Regions from separate parts of the Homo sapiens genome. Here region 2 is linked to region 1. Evidence: chromatin loops called from intact Hi-C (ENCODE). Cell type or tissue: B cell. All regions are shown on one strand. Links, peaks and the distances in the headings refer to the core of each region. The heading gives the core; the rest is flanking DNA.

Region 1 (10,329 bases), core at 4,737-9,736:
TGAGAAGTGAGGAGACCCTCTGCCTGGCAACTGCCCCGTCTGAGAAGTGCGGAGCCCCTCCGCCCGGCAGCCACCCCGTCTGAGAAGTGAGGAGCCCCTCCCCCTGGCAGCCACCCCATCTGGGAAGTGAGGAGCGTCTCCGCCCGGCAGCCACCCCGTCCGGGAGGGAGGTGGGGGTCAGCCCCCGCCAGGCCAGCCGCCCCGTCCGGGAGGGAGGTGGGGGGTCAGCCCCCGCCAGGCCAGCCGCCCCGTCCGGGAGGGAGGTGGCGGTCAGCCCCCCGCCCGGCCAGCTGCCCCGTCCAGGAGGGAGGTGGGGGGGTCAGCCCCCCGCCCGGCCAGCCGCCCCGTCCCGGAGGTGAGGGGCACCTCTGCCCGGCCGCCCCTACTGGGAAGTGAGGAGCCCCTCTGCCCGGCCACCACCCCGTCTGGGAGGTGTACCCAACAGCTCATTGAGAACGGGCCATGATGACGATGGCGGTTTTGTGGAATAGAAAGTGGGGAAAGGTGGGGAAAAGATTGAGAAATCGGATGGTTGCCGTGTCTGTGTAGAAAGAGGTAGACATGGGAGACTTTTCATTTTGTTCTGTACTAAGAAAAATTCTTCTGCCTTGGGATCCTGTTGATCTGTGACCTTACCCCCAACCCTGTACTCTCTGAAACATGTGCTGTGTCCACTCAGGGTTGAATGGATTAAGGGCGGTGCAAGATGTGCTTTGTTAAACAGATGCTTGAAGGCAGCATGCTCCTTAAGAGTCATCACCACTCCCTAATCTCAAGTACCCAGGGACACAAACACTGCGGAAGGCCGCAGGGTCCTCTGCCTAGGAAAACCAGAGACCTTTGTTCACTTGTTTATCTGCTGACCTTCCCTCCACTGTTGTCCTGTGACCCTGCCAAATCCCCCTCTGCGAGAAACACCCAAGAATGATCAATTAAAAAAAAAGAAAAAAGAAAAAAATTAGCTGGGCCTGGTGGCATGTGCCTGTAGTCCCAGCCACTTGGGAGGCTGAGGCAGGAAAATCGCCTGAACCCGGGAGGTAGAGGTTGCAGTGAACTGAAATTGTGCCACCGCACTCCAGCCCGGCAACAGAGCAAGACTCTGTCTCAAATAAAGAGAAAGGACAAGGCTGTGGCTCACTGAATGGTAGCAAAGTCATGGTGATGCTGCACTGATGAAACTTTCTGGAAATTCTACGTTTGAAACTTGCTGGAAATCAGCTGTGGTGTCATGTTGAAACCAACCCAATTGTCCCACAGAACTGATATTTATGGTTTTTTTAAAATAAATGTAGAAGTTGACCTTCATGAGTCTTGAAACTTGAAAATGTTACACTTGTCTTATCTGAATTTATTTCTCAGGAAACCAACTATCAGGCCTCCCAGATAGTATCAAGGAACTGAAACTTCCCAGATCACAGCATCTGTACAATGAGACACCAGACCCTTCACTGGTCATGATTACCTGACCACCTGCCACCTGCTTCCTGCTGAACAACTCTTCTTTCTTATCCTCCCCTAATTCCTGTTTTCCTGTATGTAGCTACATTTCTTTTCTGCTGTATAAACTCCTAATTTTAGTTGGTCACGGAGATGGATTTGAAGCTGATCTCCCACCTCCATGGCTGCAGTACCTGATTAAAGCTTTCTTTCCTGGCAGTACTGGTTGTCTCAGTGACTGGCTTTCTGTGCAGCCAGCAGCAAGACCTAGACAAAACCCCTGGTGTTTTGGTAATAATGTCACAGAACTTGCCAGAAATCAGCCATCTAAGGTTCTTGGGAAAGCTATTTACAGGAAAGTGTCCCACCAGAGGCTCCTTTCTGAAAATAATGCCAGAGAAGAGTGTTGGGAGACGTTCCTGGCTACTGGCAATGAAGTAGTAGGCAGGCGCTGGACAAGCCCCTTGTTCTGCAGAAGCCTGTCTACCAAGCACACTAAAATTGGAAAGGAAAGCCCATTCCATGCAGGAAAAATAGTTAAAGGTCCCAAATCCATTTTCTCAGAGCAGGAAATGATGAGAGAATTTGAAGCTGAGAGTCAAGAAATTGATTACTGGCACACTATGTAATCTTTTTACATTGTTTAACTTTTACGTTAGCAGCTTTGGAAACTATTTATTTCCAAAATTACTTTGTTATTGTTTGTTTGTTTTTGAGACAGCGTTTTGCTCTGTTACGCCAGCTGGAGTGCAGTGGTGTGAGCACAGCTCACTGCAGCCTCAAACACCTAGGTTCAAGCAATTCTCCTGCCTCAACCTCCCAAGTAGCTAGGATTACAGGTGCGTGCCACCATGCCCTGCTAATTATTTTTGTTAAATTTTTGTAGGCCGGGTGTGGAGCTCACTCCTGTAATCCCAGCTCTTTAGGAGGCTGAGGCAGGGGGATTGCTTGAGCTCAGGAGTTCGAAATCAGCCTGAGCAAGGTGGCAAAACCCTGTCTCTACAAAAAATACAAAAAATTAGCCAGGCATGGTGCCACAGGTATGTGCTCCCAGCTACTTGGGAGGTTGAGGCAGAGGATCTCTTGAGCCCAGAAGGTTGAGGCTGCAGTGAGCCAAGATCCCGCCACTGTACTCAGCCTGGGTGGCAGAGTGAGACTGTGTCTCAAAAAAAAATTTTTTTTTTTAAAGATGGGGTCTTGCTATATTGCACAGGCTAGTCTTGAACTCTTGACCTCAAGTGGTCCTCCTGCCTTGGCCTCCCAAAGTGCTGGGATTACAGATCATCTTGCTCAGCCTATTTCCAAAATTTTTCATTACCCCAAATAGAAACTGTAACCATTAAGCAATAACTCCCCATTCTCTATCTCTGTAGTCCCTGGTGACATCTAATCCACTTTTATTTTTTTATAAATTTGCATATCCTAGCTACCTTATACAAGTACAATCATACAGTGTTTGTCCTTTTGTGACTGGCTGTGATACTTAGCATAATGTCTTCACGGTTCATCATGTTGTAGCATGTAAAAAAGCCATGATATGTATATACAACATTTTGTTTATCCATTCATCTGTTGATCGTTACATGAAGTGTGTCCACGTTTTGGCTATTGGGAATAGTGCTGCAATTGGCATACAACTATCTGTTCCTGCTTTCTCTCTCTCTCTCTCTCTCTCTCTTTTTTTTTTTTCTCACTCTGTCACCCAGGCTGGAGTGCAGTGGATTGATCATCATGGCTCACTGCAGCCTCCAACCTCCCAGGCTCAAGTGATCCTCCCACCTTAGCCTCCTGAGTAGCTGGGACACCAGGTGTGTGCCACCATGCCTGGATAAATTTTAAGATTTTTTACAGAGACGGGGGTCTCATTATGTTGCCCAGGCTGGTCTGGAATTCCTGCCTCAAGCAATCCTCCTGCCTTGGCCTCCCAGAGTGCTGCGATTACAAGCAAGAGCCACTGCACCTGGCCCTGTCCATGCTTTCAATGCCTAGGAATGGAAGTGCTGAGTCATAGGGTAATTCTATGTTTAGCTTTTTGAGGAACTGTCATACTATTTTCCATAGCAGCTGCACCATTTTACATTCCCTCCAGCACATGTGTGGGTTCCTATCTCTCCACATCCTTGTCAGCAATTATAACTGTCTCTTTTTTTTTTTTTTTCTTTTTTTTTTAAGACAGGGTCTCACTCTGTTGCCTAGCCTGGAGTGCAGTGGCATGATCTCGGCTCACTGCAATCTCTGCACTCCAGCCTGGGGACAGAACAAGACCTCATCCTGGGGAGGGGGGGAAAAATGTGGTGGTGGGGATTTAAAAATGTACAATAGGCCAGGCGTGGAGCCTTAAGCCTGTAATCTCTGCACTTTGGGAGGCCGAGGACAACAGATCACGAGGTCAGGAGATCAAGACCATCCTGGCTAACATCGTGAAACCCCGTCTGTACTAAAAATACAAAAACTAGCCGGGTGTGGTAGCAGGCACCTGTAATCCCAGCTACTTAGGAGGCTGAGGCAGGAGAAGCACTTTAACCCGGGAGGCGGAGGTTGCAGTGAGCCGAGATTGCGCCACTGCACTCTAGCCTGGTGACAGAGTAAGACTCCGTATCAAAAAAAAAAAAAAAAAAAGTACAATAGGCTTGGCATGGTGATGCACGCCTGTAATCCCAACACTTTGGGAGCCCGAGGTGGGTAGATCACCTGATGTCAGGAGTTCGAGACCAGCCTGGCCAACATGGTGAAACCCCGTCTCTGCTAAAATACAAAAATTAGCCAGGTGTGGTGGTGGGCGCCTGTAATCTCAGCTACTTGGGAGGCTGAGGCAGGATAATTGCTGGAGGCAGAGGTTGCTGTGAGCCAAGATTGCGCCATTGCACTCCAGCCCAGCCAAGAACAGAGAGACTGTCTCAAAAAAAAAAAAAAAAAAAAAGTACAATAAAGAACGGGCAATAGGGACAGGCATGGTGGCTCATGACTGTCATCTCAGCACTTTGGGAGGCAAAGGTGGGCAGATCGCCTGAGGTCAGGAGTTCAAGACCAGCCTGGCCAACATGGAGAAACCCGTCTCTACTAAAACTACAAAAATTAGCCAGGCATACTGGCGCGCGCCTATAATCCCAGCTACTTGGGAGGCTGAGGTAGGAGAATTGCTTGAACTCAGGAGGCGGAGGTTGTGGTGAGTGGAGATTGCACCACTGCACTCCAGCCTGGGCAACAGAGCCAGACTCCATCTCAAAAAAAAAAAAAAATTAGAAGGCCAGGTGCTGCCAGGCATGGTATCTCACGCCTGTAATCCCAGGATTTTGGGAGGCCGAGGAGGGAGAATAACCTGAGGTCAGGAGTTTGAGGCCAGCCTGGCCAACATGATGAAAACCCGTCTCTACTAAAAATACAAAATTTTTTTTAAATCAAAAAATATAAAAATTAGCCAGGCAGGGTGGCATGAACCTTTAATCCTAGCTACTCGGGAGGCTGAGGCAGAAGAATCGCTTGAACCCGGGAGGCAGAGGTTGCCGTGAGCTGGAGATCACCCCATTGCACTCCAGCCTCGGCAACAAGAGTGAGATTCCGTCTCAAGAAAAAAAAAAAAGAAGGCCAGGCATGGTAGCTCATGCCTGTAATCCCAGCACTTTGGGAGGCCTGAGGTGGGCAGACACTTGAGGTCAGGAGTTTGAGACCAGCCTGGCCAACATGATGAAACCCTATCTCTACCTCAAAATACAAAAATCAGCTGGGCATGGTGGCATGCGCCTGTAGTCCCAGCTACTCAGTAGGCAGAGGTTGCAGTGAACTGAGATTGCGCCACTGCACTCCAGCCTGGGGTGACAGAGTGAGACCATGTCTCAAAAAAAAGAAAGAAGAGTATATATGCATAGCAAACGTGTGAAGAGATGCTCAACATCATATGTCTTTAGGGAAATGCATGTTAAAGCAGGAGATACCACTTCACATCTACTAGAATGTCTAAGATTAAAAAGACTGACCACATCAAGTATTGGTGAGGACGTGGTACAACAGCAACTCTCATATACTGCTGGGGTAGGTGTTAAATAATACAACCATTTTGGAAAATATTTAAGCACTTTCTTTTCTTTTTCTTTTTCTTTTTTTTTTTTTGAGATAGAGTGTCGCTCTTTCGCCCAGGCTGGAGTGCAGTCGTGCAATCTCCACTCACTGCAAGCTCTGCCTCCCAGGTTCATGCCATTCTCCTGCCTCAGCCTCCCGAGTAGCTGGGACTACAGGCACCCACCACCACGCCCGGCTAATTTTTTTCTTTGTATTTTTTAGTAGAGATGGGGTTTCACCGTGTTAGACAGGATGGTCTCGATCTCCTGACCTCATGATCCGCCCTCCTTGGCCTCCCAAAGTGCTGGGATTACAGGCGTGAGCCACCGCGCCTGGCTAGCTGTTTCTTTCTTTTTTTTTTTTTCTCAAGAAAAAGGTGTTAAATAATACAACCATTTCGGAAAATCTTTAAGCAGTTTCTTTTCTTTTCTTTTCTTTTTTTTTTTTTTTTGACAGGGTCTTGCGTTTTTGCCCAGGTTGGAGTGCGGTGGCGCTATTGGAGTGCGGTGGCACTATCTCGGCTCACTGCAAGCTCCGCCTCCCGGGTTCAAGCAATTCTCCTGCCTCAGCTTCCTGAGTAGCTGGGATTACAGTTGTGCGTCACCACACCCGGCTAATTTTTGTATTTTTAGTAGAGACGAGGTTTCACCATGTTGGTTAGGCTGTTCTCAAATTCCTGACCTGGTGATCTGCCCGCTTCAGCCTCCCAAAGTGCTGGGATTACAGGCGTGAGCCACCACGCCCGGCCTACTCAACTAATTTTTACATCTTTTGTAAAGAAGGTAATCTCGAGGAGCTGGGATTACAGGCGCCTGCCACCACGCCCGGCTAATTTTTGCATTTTTGGTAGAGACGGGGTTTCACCGTGTTGGCCAGAGTGGTCTCCAACTCCTGACCTCAAGTGGTCTGCCTGCCTCGTCCTCCCAAAGCACTGGAATTTACAGGGATGAGCCACCGCGCCCGGTCCAGCCTATTTTTCTTAAGATATCATTTGTGTTTTTTTCTTTCTTCCTAACTTACATTTTATAGGGTTTGCTGGTATAGTTTTTATAAAAAAAAAAAAAGTTGGGCCGCGCACGGCGGTTCATGCGAGTCCCTGCTATACAGGCCTTGAGGATTCTGCAGAGACCAAGATAAGCTGGGGGGCCTGAACAGTTTAGCAGGGGAGGCCGAGACTCCTGTAACAATCATGCAGTAGTTAATTACAGGGGGGTGAGTGCAGGGAAGACGACAGGGTGACAGGTATATTGCGTAAGTAGACACTGAGGCCCAGGGAAGCGCAAGGAATAGTCCAGAGACACACAGTCTGCGCTGTCACCGGCGGGTTCTCAAATTTGGCCCGCAGGGTCGGCGGCGCTGGGGCTCCCGGCCCGCGATTGCCACGCCCACCAGACCCGAGGTTGCCCCGCTCAACCCGGCCGGCCGTAGCCGCCAGTACCGTGTGGAAGCGTGAGAGTCGAGGGGTGGCACGTGACTGGCGGGGCGGGGCGGGGCTGAGGCGGTGGAACGCGCAGGCTAGTGGCTGTGTTTCCCGCCGGAGGCTTTTGCGCAGAGCCCCGCGTCCCTGGGGGGCGGCGGCGGCGGCGGCAGCGCAGGCGGCAGAGGCGCAGGCGGCGGAGGCGGCTGGGGGGTCCGGAAGTCAACACCATGTCAAGTCTGCACAAGAGCCGGTAAGGGGCCATGGGGCCTGACCCGGCTGGGCCACTCCTGGCCAGGCTGCCCCTTCTGCCCCTCAGAAGGGGGAAGCGCGGGTGTGGCCAGGAATCGGCAGACCCCCTCGGCAGAGGGTCTCGAGCGTCCACCTTCTAACCTCATTGCCTGTGGGCTGCAGGAACGACGGAGGGGCGGCCCTTCTCCTGCCCCTGATGTCACTGCTTCTGCCTCCCTCATCCTGGACCCCTGGTGTCCCCCTTCCCCTGAGTCTTCCTCATCCAGACCCCCATGCCCCGCCCCCGTGCCTTTCCCCCTTTTGATCCCCCTGCTCCCGTACTCTCTCCAAGTGCACCCTGTCCCCCGTGCCTTTTTCTTACTAGGATTGCTAGAGAACTTGCATTCTCCAGTCTGGCCCCTCCCCCAGGCCAGATCCTGCAGCATTGGCTGAATTTTGCTCACTCTTCAGTTTTCCTTCAGGACGTGTTTTTTAAACCCTTTGTCCTTGCCTTCTGGCAGGCCCAGAGGTCTTGTAATGGTTATATTTGTGAGCATGGTCCATTGTCTGCATATCAAATTACTCCTGGTTCCTGAGGTCCAAGGAGTTCAGTTGGTGGCTGTGCGTGGACCCGGCCTGGCCGGCAGGAAGTGCCCAGTAAATGTCAGCTCACTAAGTATTAGAATGTTGGAATATGTCTAATTTTATGGTCCTCATTTGGGAACTTCTAGACAAGAATATCTCTCAAGTTTCTTCCCTGGCATTCTGTGTTTCTGGTTGTAGAGGAAGAAGTGAAATATAGTTTTGTTGTTCTCCAAAGCTGTCTTTGGTGAGGACCTTGACTAAGCTGTGTGATTTTTATGTCCTAAAGGGGAGAGAGGCACAGGTTGGAAACTGGCAGTGTGAGGGAGCTGAGGGCTGTGGGTCTCACTGAGCCGATATCAGCATGCTTCATTTGCCGCCCTATCTCCCCTTCCAGAATTGCAGATTTCCAGGATGTCCTGAAGGAGCCCTCAATTGCATTGGAAAAGCTGCGGGAACTCAGCTTTAGTGGTAAGAAGCCATTCTGTATTTTCACGGTTTCCCTACAGCAGCCCTGTGGCTAGAATACAGGGGGAGGCCACACCTGGTCAGCTCTGGGGCCCAGCTGCTGGGGGCTGGGGCCTTGGAAGGAAATTACACACAGACTCTTGGGGCCTTTTCCAGATTCTGTAGAGCTGAACAGGCAGTGACTGCCTTGAGCTTGGAGGGGTTTCCCAGAGGGGCAGTGGCCACACTTAGCATGCCCTAAGCTTTCCTAAGCTTTCCGCAGGAGGTGCCAGATTCCTGAGAGTAACAGGACAGGACTGAAGCCTGGAGAATGAGAGTTGGGACCTTTTGAGCCCAGGACAGTCTTTCCTCATTCCTTAGCTAGCTTCCTGTGTTGGTGAGTTTGGTTAACTGCAGGGTTGTTCCTTGTTCTCTCCCTGGCTTGGGGTCTAAGCTGCCTGAACTAAACCTTGGCTAGTGGTAAAATGGGTAGCCTTGGGACACTGACTTTAAGGAGCTGATCCTGCTGTGTTAGACTTTGCCCCAATGAGCACAAAGATAACTCTCTTTTTGCCTGTTTTAAAAAATATCCCAACGTGTTCTGCATAGCTTCTTGTCACTTTTTTGCCCTTGTAACTTTGCCAGCAAGAACTTCTGGCCGGGTGCCGTGGCTCATGCCTGTAATCCCAACATTTTGGGAGGCCAAGGCAGGTGGATCACCTGAGGTCAGGAGTTCGAGAACAGCCTGGCCAACATGGTGAAACCTAGTCTCTACTAAAAATATAAAAAAGTAGCTGGGCTTGGTGGCACTTGCCTGTAATCCCAGCTACTCGGGAGGCTGAGGCAGGAAAATCACTTGAACCTGGGAATTGCAGTGAGCCGAGATTGCGCCATTGCACTCCAGCCTGGGCGACAAGAGTGAAGCTCCATCTCAAAAAAAAAAAAAAAAAAAAGAACTTCTTATATTGTCCCTGTCATCCTCATATAGATTCTGAAGTGGAGGTATTCACTCATGTTCATGGTACCAGGGATACTACAGCAGCAACTGCGGTAGTGAGCTTCCTGATCTTATTGCAGGATAACTTTGTCTTTCTGTTTAGGAGTGAAATATAGGCCCCAAAGGAGAGGCAGTCAGTGTTAGTAGTTAAGAGTTTTACAGATAAGTTTCCTTCTTACGACAATTACGTTAATCTTCCCTACTTACTGGGGTAATAATGAAGATTAAATGAAATAATATCTGTAAAGCACAAAATACTTAGCATTCGTAGCTTAGTTTATATTCCACAAATATGTATGGAATATCTTCTATGTGCAGTGCTCTGTGCTATGCACTGGGAATAATAGATGTGGTTTTTGTCCTTCTGGGGCTTACCCAGTAGTAGGGGTTACAGACGTTAAGAAAATACACCATATATATATATATATATATAATAATTCCACTTATGACAGATGCTATGAAATAGTCACAGAGCCATTATTGCTTATAACAGGGGGAACTGACCTGAATTAGGATGACATGGTGGTGGTAAAGGCTGCTCCTGAGGAAGGAATATCAAGGATGAGAAGGTGTTATCCTCAAAAGAACATTTCAGGCCGGGCATGGTGGCTCACACCTGTAATCTCAGCACTTTGGGAGGCTGAGGCAGGTGGATCACCTGAGGTCAGGAGTTCGAGACCAGCCTGGCCAATATGGTGAAACCCTGTCTCTACTAAAAATACAAAAATTAGCCAGGAGTGGTGGCACACATCTGTAATCCCAGCTACTTGCAAGGCTGAGGCAGAAGAATTAGTTAAACCGGGGAGGCGGAGGTTGCAGTGAGCAGAAATCACGCCATTGCACTCCAGCCTGGGCAACAGAGCAAGACTTTGTCTCCAAAAAAAAAAAAAAAAAAATTAGCATCCAGTCTAGGCTGGGTATGGTGGCTCACGCCTGTAATCCTAACAGTTTGGGAGGCCGAAGTGGGGGGATCACCTGAGGTCAGGAGTTCAAGCCCAGCCTAGCCAACATGGTGAAACCTTGTCTCTACTAAAAATACAAAAATTAGCTGAGCACAGTGGCGCGTGCCTGTAATCCCAGCTACCTGGGAGGCTGAGGCTGGAGAATCGCTGGAACTCGGGAGGCGGAGGCTGCAGTGAGCCGAGATTGCGCCACTTCACTC
Region 2 (9,794 bases), core at 1-5,000, 280 kb before region 1:
GGTCAGAAAGTCTGGGGTCCCAGTTAGAGCCGTCTCTGGACAATTGTGACTCATTCTATTTTTATTGAGATATAATTCACATAAAATTCACTCTTTTTATTTTTTTGAAACAGGGTCTCCCTCTGTCATCCAAGCTGGTGAGCAGTGGCACAATGATGGCTCACTACAGCCTCAGCCTCCTGGGTTTAAGCGATCTCCTGCCTCAGCCTTCTGAGTAGCTGGGAGCACAGGTGCATGCCACCATGCCTGGCTAATTTTTGGATTTTTTTTTTTTTTGGTAGAGGCAGGTCTCATCATGTTGTCCAGGTTGGTCTCAAACTCCTGGGCTCAAGCCATCCTCCTACCTTGGCCTCCCAAACTGCTGGGATTACAAGCATGAGCCACCATACCTGGCCTAGAATTCACCCTTTTAAAGTGTAAATATAGGCCAGGCGTGGTCACTCACACCTGTAATCCCAGCACTTTGGGAGGCCGAGGCGGGTGGATCACCTGAGGTCAGGAGTTCGAGACCAGCCTGGCCAACATGGTGAAACCCTGTCTCTACTAAAAATACAAAAATTAGCCGGGAGTGGTGGTGGACGCCTGTAGTCCCAGCTACTTGGTAGGTTGAGGCAGGAGAATCACTTGAACCCAGGAGGTGGAGGTTGCAGTGATCCAAGATCACGCCACTGCACTCCTGCCTGGGCAACACGGCGAGATTCTGTCTCGAAAAGATAAAGTGTATATATAATTCAATGGTTTGTAGTATATTCACCAAGTTGTGTAGCCATCACCATTATCTAATTCTAGACCTAGTTTTTTCTTTTTTCGAAATGGAGTCTCTCTCTGTCACCCAGGCTACAGTGCAGTGGCACCATCTCGGCTCACTGCAGCCTCTGCCTCCAGAGTTCAAGGGATCCTCCTGCATCAGCCTGTGGGGACTATAGGTGCATGGCACTTTGCCTGGCTAATTTTTGTATTTTTTGTAGAGACAGGGTTTTGCCATGTTGCCCAGGCTTGTCTGAAACTCCTGACCTCAGGTGATCTGCCCACCTTGGCCTTCCAAAGTGCTGGGATTACGGCACCCAGCCAACCAATTTCATCACTCCCAAAAAAGAAACGCCATACCCATTAGCAGTCACTCCCCATTCCCCTCCCCCAGCCCCTGGCAACTAGTCATAAAGTTTCTCTGGCTCTATAGATTTGTCTCTTCTGGATATTTCACATAAGTGGAATTGTCCAACATGTGGCCATTCATGACTGGCTTCTCTCAGCATAATGCTTTCAAGATTGATGTTGCAGCGTATCATCAGCACTTTATTTTTATGGCCCCATAACATTCCATTATATAGATGTGGTGTTTCCTCCTGCCAAACAGGGCTGGTTGGGATTCCAAAGAAGCACTATGGCCGGGCGCAGTGGCTCATGCCTGTAATCCCAACGCTTTGGGAGGTCGAGGTGGGTGGATCAACTGAGGTCAGGAGTTCGAGACCAGCCTGACCAACATGGTGAAACCCCGCCTCTGCTAAAAATACAAAATAGCTGGGCGTGGTGGCTGGCGCGTGTAGTCCCAGCTACACGGGGAGCTGAGGCAGGAGAATCGCTTGAACCCGGGAGGCGGAGGTTGCAGTGAGCCGAGATCGAGCCACTGTACTCCAGCCTGGGGGACAGAGCAAGACTCTGTCTCAAAAAAGCAGCATTAAACCCAAAACATTTATTAGGGAAGCTTACAGAGTGGGCTGCAGCAATTCTCGCGACAGACAGAGAGAAGCGGTGTTTCACCTAGGTACATCCCCAGCGAGGGGTCAGGGTATGAAGTTTATATGAGGGTTTATGGAATTTGGCTAAAAGCAGGGGTCAGTTTCAGCGTTTTGGGCAATAACCTAGATATCCTTAGTGCCTAGGGATATGCAAGGCCCGTGTTTGGTTGCAAGTCTGCAGGAAAAAACTTGCAGCTGGCTGGGTCACAGGGCGGTCAAGGCACTCTGATACTTGGTCAGTGCACAGAAAGCGGGGGAACTCGGGAACCGCGCACATAGTACTATATTTTATTTATCCATTCACCAATGGATGGACGTTTGGGTTGCTTTCACTTTTTGGCTATTATGAATAACACTGCTGTGAACATTCATGGACAAGTTTTTATATATACATAGGTTTCATTTCTTTGGCGTATTTTATATATATATATATATTTACCTAGGAGAATTGCTGGGTCAAATGGTAATTGTTTAACCTTTTGAGGAACTGCCAGACTGTCTTCCACAGCAGGTGCTTCATTTTACAGTCCCATGAGCAGTGTATGAGGGTTCCAGTTTCTGCACAGTCTCAAGGCACAGACAAATTTTCAGCAGCCCCGGGGATTGGGAGCGGTGGTTACCTCTGCGGAACGTGCCCCGACAGCCAAGCCCTGCGCGCAGGCGCACTGGTGGGAGGGCGGGAACGCGGGAGCGTCGCCGGAGGTGGGGCGTGCAGGCGTTAGGGGCGGGGCTGTGCTGCGCGCGCGTCCCGGAAGCAGAAGCCTGTGTGGCCTTCCCGGCGGCTGATTCGAGGGCTTGTTTGGTCAGAAGGGGGGCGTCAGAGAAGCTGCCCCTTAGCCAACCATGCCGTCTGAGGGTCGCTGCTGGGAGACCTTGAAGGCCCTACGCAGTTCCGACAAAGGTCGCCTTTGCTACTACCGCGACTGGCTGCTGCGGCGCGAGGTGAGCGGTGGCCCCGGAGGACGTAGGCCTTTCCGGCCCCTCGCGACCGAAACCTTCTCCCTAGCCGTTGGCACGTTCTGCTCCCGGGAACCCGTGCAGTCTAACAACCTGCATTTATTTCTTGACTTCTGTGTGTACATCCCTCTGTCCTGGGGTTTCTGTCCTCTTCAGCCTATTTTAGCGTTTCGGGGAGCTCCCCTGACTTCACAGGTGCCCCGCGCTCTGAAGGCTTCATTGCTACCCTCCGCCAGTTGGGCGCCTTCTCCGTTCTGCTGTTGTCAAAGCAATCTCGGCCCCAGGTTCAGTTAACTTACTGTATGTCTCATGTGCTGGGAGCTCTAGAGTTTGCGACGAACGATTGACACGACCTAATCCATTGCTACTAGTGAAATGACCAAATTTTTAGATTGATTTGGCAGACCTGGAAAGTGAATGGGGGCGTGGTCACCGTACCTAGCATTTGCAAAGCTCTGCGCGAGAAGTGGAGGGATGTGGAGAGTTAAGGCCGAGCTCCCATTCCCGAGTCGCTGCTAGTTAGCTACAGATAAGGCGTTGTCCTGCATCCTCAGACTTCTTGGGAAACAATCCTAAAGTATTTCCCTGTCTTTTATGTTGTTGACAGTTTTGAAAAATACAGACCTTACATTCTGTAGGTTGACTGCCAGCATATGTGCTTTCAAACCACCAGACCAAGGTTAAGCATTCTTGGCAGGAATACCACAGAAATGATGCCATGGCTTTCTCAGTAAGTCACATGAGGAGGCACACAGATGTCAACCCATCCCAACACTGGTGATGCTAATCTTGATCACCTGGTTACGTTATTATCTGCCTGGTCTCTCCGTTTAAAATTCGTCATTTTTCCCTTAGTAATTGTTGGGAAGTAATAATACCAGTATCCTTTTTTCTGGGCAAACCTTAATCCTCCATGGCTTTAGCATTCATTGATGTTTTCCACATGAATCGATACCTCTATGACGTTGCCAGATCCTGTTTCTTTATATCCGCTATTCCTTCTGCATTTGTTAGTTGGCATTCTACTGTAAGGAGGTGCTTTCTATTTTATTCAGTGAGTTGTAATCCATTACTTTTATTATTTATTTATTTTATTTTAAATGTCCCAGATTTTGTAAGCTTGTATCAAAATAATCACATGCAAGGCTAGGCGTGGTGGCTCAGGCCCGTAATCCCAGCACGTTGGGAGGCCGAGGGGGACGGATCACTTGAGGTCAAGAGTTCGCGACCAGCCTGGCCAACATGGTGAAACCGCATCTCTACTAAAAATACAAAATTAGCCGAGCATGGTGGTGCATGCCTGTAATCCCAGCTACTCGGGAGACTGAGGCATGAGAATTGCTTGAACCCTGGAAGCAGAGGTTGCAGTGAGCCGAGATTGTGCTGCTGCACTCAAGCCTGGGTGACAGAGTGAGACTGTGTCTCAAAAAAAAAAATGTAGCCTTGTAAATATGTACAACAATTATGTATTCATAAGAATTAAAAAGAAAAATGTCCCAGATTTGGCTACTGGGCACCTCATTAAGTTGGTTCCTGTGTTCCTGTGACATATTTCCATCTTTCATTGACATTTCTTTACTTTTTGACACAAAAAGATGTCCCAGGTGCAAGTTTCCCTGTCTTAATCCTGGAATCAGCTATTTCTCCAAAGAGGCTGACTCTTTTGAAGTGGAGGATGGTGCTGTATTGGCAAACCAAGATCTGGGAGTTGAGTGTGTTGAGATTCTTGATTGGGTACCATTGCTTCTAGGCCTTCTCAGTAGACAGAGCTAGGAAATAATACATATCTAAATATGTACACACATCACCACACACACATTTATGTACTGTCTATTTGTGTGTACATATATATTATAAAACCATGACTTCATACTGATAAATGCCACTTCCAACCCAGCACTTCACTTTTCTTTCTAATCTTACCCCATCCATGTTTGTAAATATGTTACCTAGCAGTGAGAAGTTTGGCTCCTGTTATTCTCAATATGTTTACTTATTTGCTCAATCAGTTTACTTTATCTCATTGTAGCAATCTCTGAACTACTCTAGTTTTTTCATTTATTTATTATATCATAGGTAATCAGTACTTATTTTCTCATACAAAGATGTTCCACGCTCATCTTATATTTTTCTGCCTCCAGTTCTGGAACTTACCTTTTCTGCAGAGACCCCTGGTTTCCTTTGATTTAAAATTATATTTACAAACCAAGATCTGGTACTAGATATGCTCATTATTACTACTAAGGGTGTATACATACATATCCATATCTATTTCTATTTTTTAAAATATTATTAGGCTGGTTGTGGTGACTCATGCCCATAATCCCAACACTTTGCGAGGCTGAGGCAGGACGAGTGCTTGAGGCCAGTTCAAGCTGGGAGCCAGGCTTGGTGTCTCACACCTGCAATCCCAGCACTTTGGTAAGTCAAGGTGGGCAGATCACTTGAGCCCAGAAGTTCGACACCAGCCTGGGCAATGTGGAGAAACCTCACCTCTACAAAAAATACAAAAAAATTAACCAGGTGTGGTGGTGCGTGCCTGTAGTCCCTGCTCCTTGAGAGGCTGAGGTGGGAGTATTACCTGAGCATGAAAAGTTGAGGCTGCAGTGAGCCGTGATCACGCCACTGCACTCCAGCCTGGGGAACAGAATGAGAGCCTGTCTCTCAAAAAAAAAAAAAAAAAAATAGTCGGGCGTGGTGGCTCACGCCTGTAATCCCAACACTTTGGGAGGCTGAGGTGGGTGGATCACCTGAGGTCAGGAGTTTGAGACCAGCCTGGCCAACATGGTGAAACCCTGTCTCTAGTAATAATACAAAAATTAGCCGGGTGTGGTGGTCGACACCTGTAATCCCAGCTGCTCGGGAGGCTGAAGCAGGAGAATTGCTTGAACCCGGGAGGTGGAGGTTGCAGTGAGCTGAGATCGTGCCACTGCACTCCAGCCTGGGTGACAGAGCAAGACTCCATCTCAAAAAAAAGGCTGGGCACACAGTGGCTCACGCCTGTAATCCCAGCACTTTGGGAGGCTGAGGCGGGTGGATCGCCTGAGGTCAGGAGTTCGAGACCAGCCTGACTAACATGGAGAAAACCCCGTATCTACTAAAAGTACAAAATTAGCCAGGCATGGTGGTGCATGCCTGTAATCCCAGCTACTCAGGAGGCTGAGGCAGGAGAATCACTTGAACCTGGGAGGTGGAGGTTGTGGTGAGCCAAGATCGTGCCATTGCACTCCAGCCTGGGCAACAAGAGCGAAACTCCATCTCAAAAAAAAAAAAAAAAAAGACCAGCCTGGGCAACATATCAAGACTCCATCTCTATAAAAAATGAAAAAATAATTAGCTGAATATAGTGGCGCATGCCTGTACTCCCAGCTGCTGGGGAGACTGGTTGAGGTGGGAGGATAGCTTGAGCCCAGGAGGTCAGGCTACAGTGAGCCATGATTAGGTCACTGCACTCCAGCCTGGGTAACAGAGTGAGACCCTGTCTCAAAAATAATTAATTTTAAAAATGAAAAAATATATACATCTAGGTTTGTGTAAGGATGCTTTACGATACTCGCACAATGACAAGATCACCTAACCCTGTGTTTCTCAGAACTTACCCCCATTGTTAAGTGACTGACATTCTACTGATTGTGTATACAGTAGCTTACTTCAGAATTCCTCGTGTTCTGTTCAGTGCTTTAGATTGCTTTCACATATGCTTTAGTGGGAATCTTTGTGCATTGTCCCTTTTTCTGTAGTTAGGGTTATTTAGTCTGATTTTCATTAGAAGGATAGTAGTCTAGGTCATTATCAAGAAACCACTGTACTTTGTTTTCATCTGATTGTTAATACATTACTTTGGGTCTTTGATGTTTATTTATTTAGGCCTTCTTAGATGTTCAGTAAGGCATGTAGTGGATTATACTGAGAACAGTTGACGTGTAAGTTGAGCTTAACCCTATTCTTTTCTCTAGGATGTTTTAGAAGAATGTATGTCTCTTCCCAAGCTATCTTCTTATTCTGGATGGGTGGTAGAGCACGTCCTACCCCATATGCAGGAGAACCAACCTCTGTCTGAGACTTCGCCATCCTCTACGTCAGCTTCAGCCCTAGATCAACCCTCATTTGTTCCCAAATCTCCTGACGCAAGCTCTGCCTTTTCCCCAGCCTCCCCTGCAACACCAAATGGAACCAAGGTAAGGTTGTGATCAGCTTAAGACAAAAGACATGGTGGCTGCAAAGTCAAAATGTTTAATATTGTCATATGACAGTGACCATACCCTAGGGGAAATAATGATTGCTCATTGTTGTAGCTGTTGTAGAGACAATGTTGACAGCACCATTCAGTGTTCTCTTTAGACAGATCCAGAGGGAGAAAAATCCCCTCTATTCTTAGTACCGAGAATAGTATAACTAATTTCATGAGCAATTGGATTTTTTTTTTTTTCTGATGAACGCTGCGTCTGTTTAACTGATATGGTCTCCCTTTTTGTGTTATCTGCTGGAAGAAGGCTTAGAGTGAAATGTATACCTTCTCTTTAAGTTTACATGCCTTCTCTCATTGGTTCTGTAGGAGATTTTACCCTATTCCTGGCTCTGTTTTGTCCCTGCCTCTGTTTTTTTGTTATTTCTCCCACTTAAAAATGCTAAACTGGGGCCATTTCCTCTCAGAAGACCCCTCTCTCTCACTAGAGAGAGAACTATTTTCCTTTCTCTTTCTCTTGCCTATTAAACCTCCACTCCTAAACGCAAAAAAAAAAAAAAAAGTTAAATTGGACCCAACACAGTGGCTCATGTCCATAATTCCAGTGCTTTGGAAGGCCAAGACAAGAGGATTGCTTGAGCCCAGGAGTTCAAGACCAGCCTGGGCAACATAGTGAGACCTTGTCTCTCCAAAATACTTAAAAATTGGCTAGGCATGGTGGCTCGAGCTTGTTGTCCTAGCTACTTGGGACATTGAGATGGGAGGATCACTTGAGCCCAGGAGTTTGAGACTACAGTGAGCTGTGATCAAGCCATTACATTCCAGCCTAGGCAACAGAGTGAGTCCCTATCTCAAAAAAAAGTTAAATTTTGGAAGTTTTTTAAAATTACTTTTTATATACTTCTAGAGGTAGTTTGTGTATATACAAATATACGTGAACATGTCTTCTTCTTCACCCTCCCTTTTTTTTGAGCTGAGGTCTGTCTCTGTCAACCAGGATGGAGTGCAGTGGCATGAACATGGCTCACTGCAGCCTCCACCTCCCAGGCTCAATCCACCCTCCTGTCTCAGCCTCCCGAATAGCTGGGACTGCGTGTGGACACCACCATACTTGGCTATTTTCTTTTTCTTTTTTTTTTTTGAGACGGAGTCTTGCTCTGTCCCCCAGGCTGGAGTGCAGTGACGCAATTTCAGCTCACTGCAACTTCCGCCTCCCGGCTTCAAGCGATTCTCCCACCTCAGCCTCCTGAGCGGCTGGGATTACAGGCACCCACTATCACGCCCGGCTTATGTTTGTATTTTTAGTGGAGATGGTGTTTCACCATATTGGCCTGGCTGTTCTCAAACTCCTGACCTTATGATCTGCCCACCTCGGCCTCCCAAAGTGCTGGGATTACAGGTGTGAACCACCACACCCAGGCTTTTTTTTTTTTTTTTTTTTAAGATGGAGTCTAGCTCTGTCACCCAGGCTGGAGTACAGTGGCATGGTCTCGGCTTACTGCAACCTTTGCCTCCTGGGTTCACGCGGTTCTTCTGCCTCAGCCTCCCAAGTAGCTGAGATTACAGGTGTGCGCCACCATGCCTGGCTAATTTTTGTATTCTTAGTAGAGACAGGATTTTGCCATGTTGTCCAGTCTGGTCTCAAACTACTGACCTCAGATGATCTACCCACCTCGGCCTCCCAAAGTGCTGGGATTATAGTCGTGAGCCACTGTGCCTGGCCAGTTTTTTTTTTTTTTTTCTTTTTTACATAGAAAGTATTTTTTTTCTATCTAGTAGTTCATCTTTTAAAATATTAGTCTTTAAAAAATATTCTTTGTGGCCACGTGTGGTGGCTCACACGTGTAATCCCAGCACTTTGGGAGGCTGAGGCAGGTGGATCACTTGAGATCAGTAGTTCGAGAGCAGCTTGACCACAGTGAAACCCTGTCTCTACTAAAAATACAAAATTAGCTGGGCGTCGTGGCGCACGCCTGTAATCCCATCTACTTGGGAGGCTGAGGCACTAGAATTGCTTGAACCCGGGAGACGGAGGTTGCAGTGAGCTGAGATCATGCCATTGTACTCTAGCCTGGGTAACGGAGCAAGACTCAGTCTCAAAATATATGTATATATAGAGACTGAGTAAATAATAACAACAAAATAAATAATATATATATTATAAATATACATAAATATATATATTTATGTTGATTTTGTTGTTGTTGTTGTTGCCAGAAAAGGTCTAGGTACTTTAAAATATATATTTTTAGCAACTGAACGTCTTAAGGAAAAAAAGGAACCTCCACCTAAATGTCATACCTTATATAAAAATTAACTTGGCCGGGTGCAGTGGCTCACGCCTGTAATCCCAGCACTTTGGGAGGCCAAGGCGGGTGGATCACTAGGTCAGGAGATCAAGACCATTCTGGCTAACACGGTCAAACCCCTTCTCTACTAAAAATAAAAAAAAAAATTAGGCGAGTTGGCGGGCACCTGTAGTCCCAGCTACTCAGGAGGCTGAGGCAGGAGAATGATGTGAACGCGGGAGGCAGAGCTTGCAGTGAGCTGAGATTGCGCCACTGCACACCAGCCTGGGCGACAGAGCAAGACTCCATCTCAAAAAAAAAAAAAAATTAACGTGATCATGGACTTAAACATAAAAAAAAAACTGTAAGCCTTTTAGAACTAAAACATAACCAGAATCTAGGGCTGGGTGAAGATTTATTTCTTTATTTATTTTTGAGACGAAGTCTCATTCTTGTCCCCCAGGCTGGAGTGCAATGGTGCAATCTCGGCTTAATGCAACCTCCGCCTCCCAGGTTCAAGTGATTCTCCTGCCTCAGCCTCCCGAGTAGCTGGGATTATAGGCGCCTGCCACCATGCCTGGCTAATTTTTGTACTTTTAGTAGACGGGGTTTCACCATGTTGGC

Evidence for each region. A loop is a pair of places that touch in the nucleus more often than their neighbours do. Peaks named below come from ENCODE experiments on the same cell type or tissue, not always from the same donor. Only the 100,000 strongest peaks of a DNase experiment are listed, where the experiment ranks them.
Region 2: it touches region 1 in a loop (38-fold over the local background); 2 of 110 quality-filtered maps call a loop at or near these places.

Annotation. Positions count from the first base shown.
Region 1 is chr9:128,780,214-128,790,542 of GRCh38, forward strand. TBC1D13 (TBC1 domain family member 13) reads left to right here and starts at 7,040. Exons shown (of 12, transcript NM_018201.5): 1 at 7,040-7,163; 2 at 8,121-8,194. The coding sequence starts at 7,141. It overlaps LOC124902282 (a long non-coding RNA gene), which reads left to right. Exons shown (of 2, transcript XR_007061804.1): 2 at 1,360-1,656. RefSeq lists an enhancer at 3,337-3,631, a cis regulatory region at 3,341-3,675 and a silencer at 6,688-7,177. In B cell, for the core only: no CTCF peak of the experiment used is centred there; a DNase peak (open chromatin) is centred at 7,008; H3K4me3 peaks cover 1,674 bases; H3K27ac peaks cover 2,474 bases.
Region 2 is chr9:128,502,224-128,512,017 of GRCh38, forward strand. It overlaps GLE1 (GLE1 RNA export mediator), which reads left to right and starts at 2,496. Exons shown (of 16, transcript NM_001003722.2): 1 at 2,496-2,681; 2 at 6,653-6,874. The coding sequence starts at 2,583. RefSeq lists a silencer at 2,307-2,516 and an enhancer at 2,737-2,896. In B cell, for the core only: no CTCF peak of the experiment used is centred there; a DNase peak (open chromatin) is centred at 2,468; H3K4me3 peaks cover 1,841 bases; H3K27ac peaks cover 1,396 bases.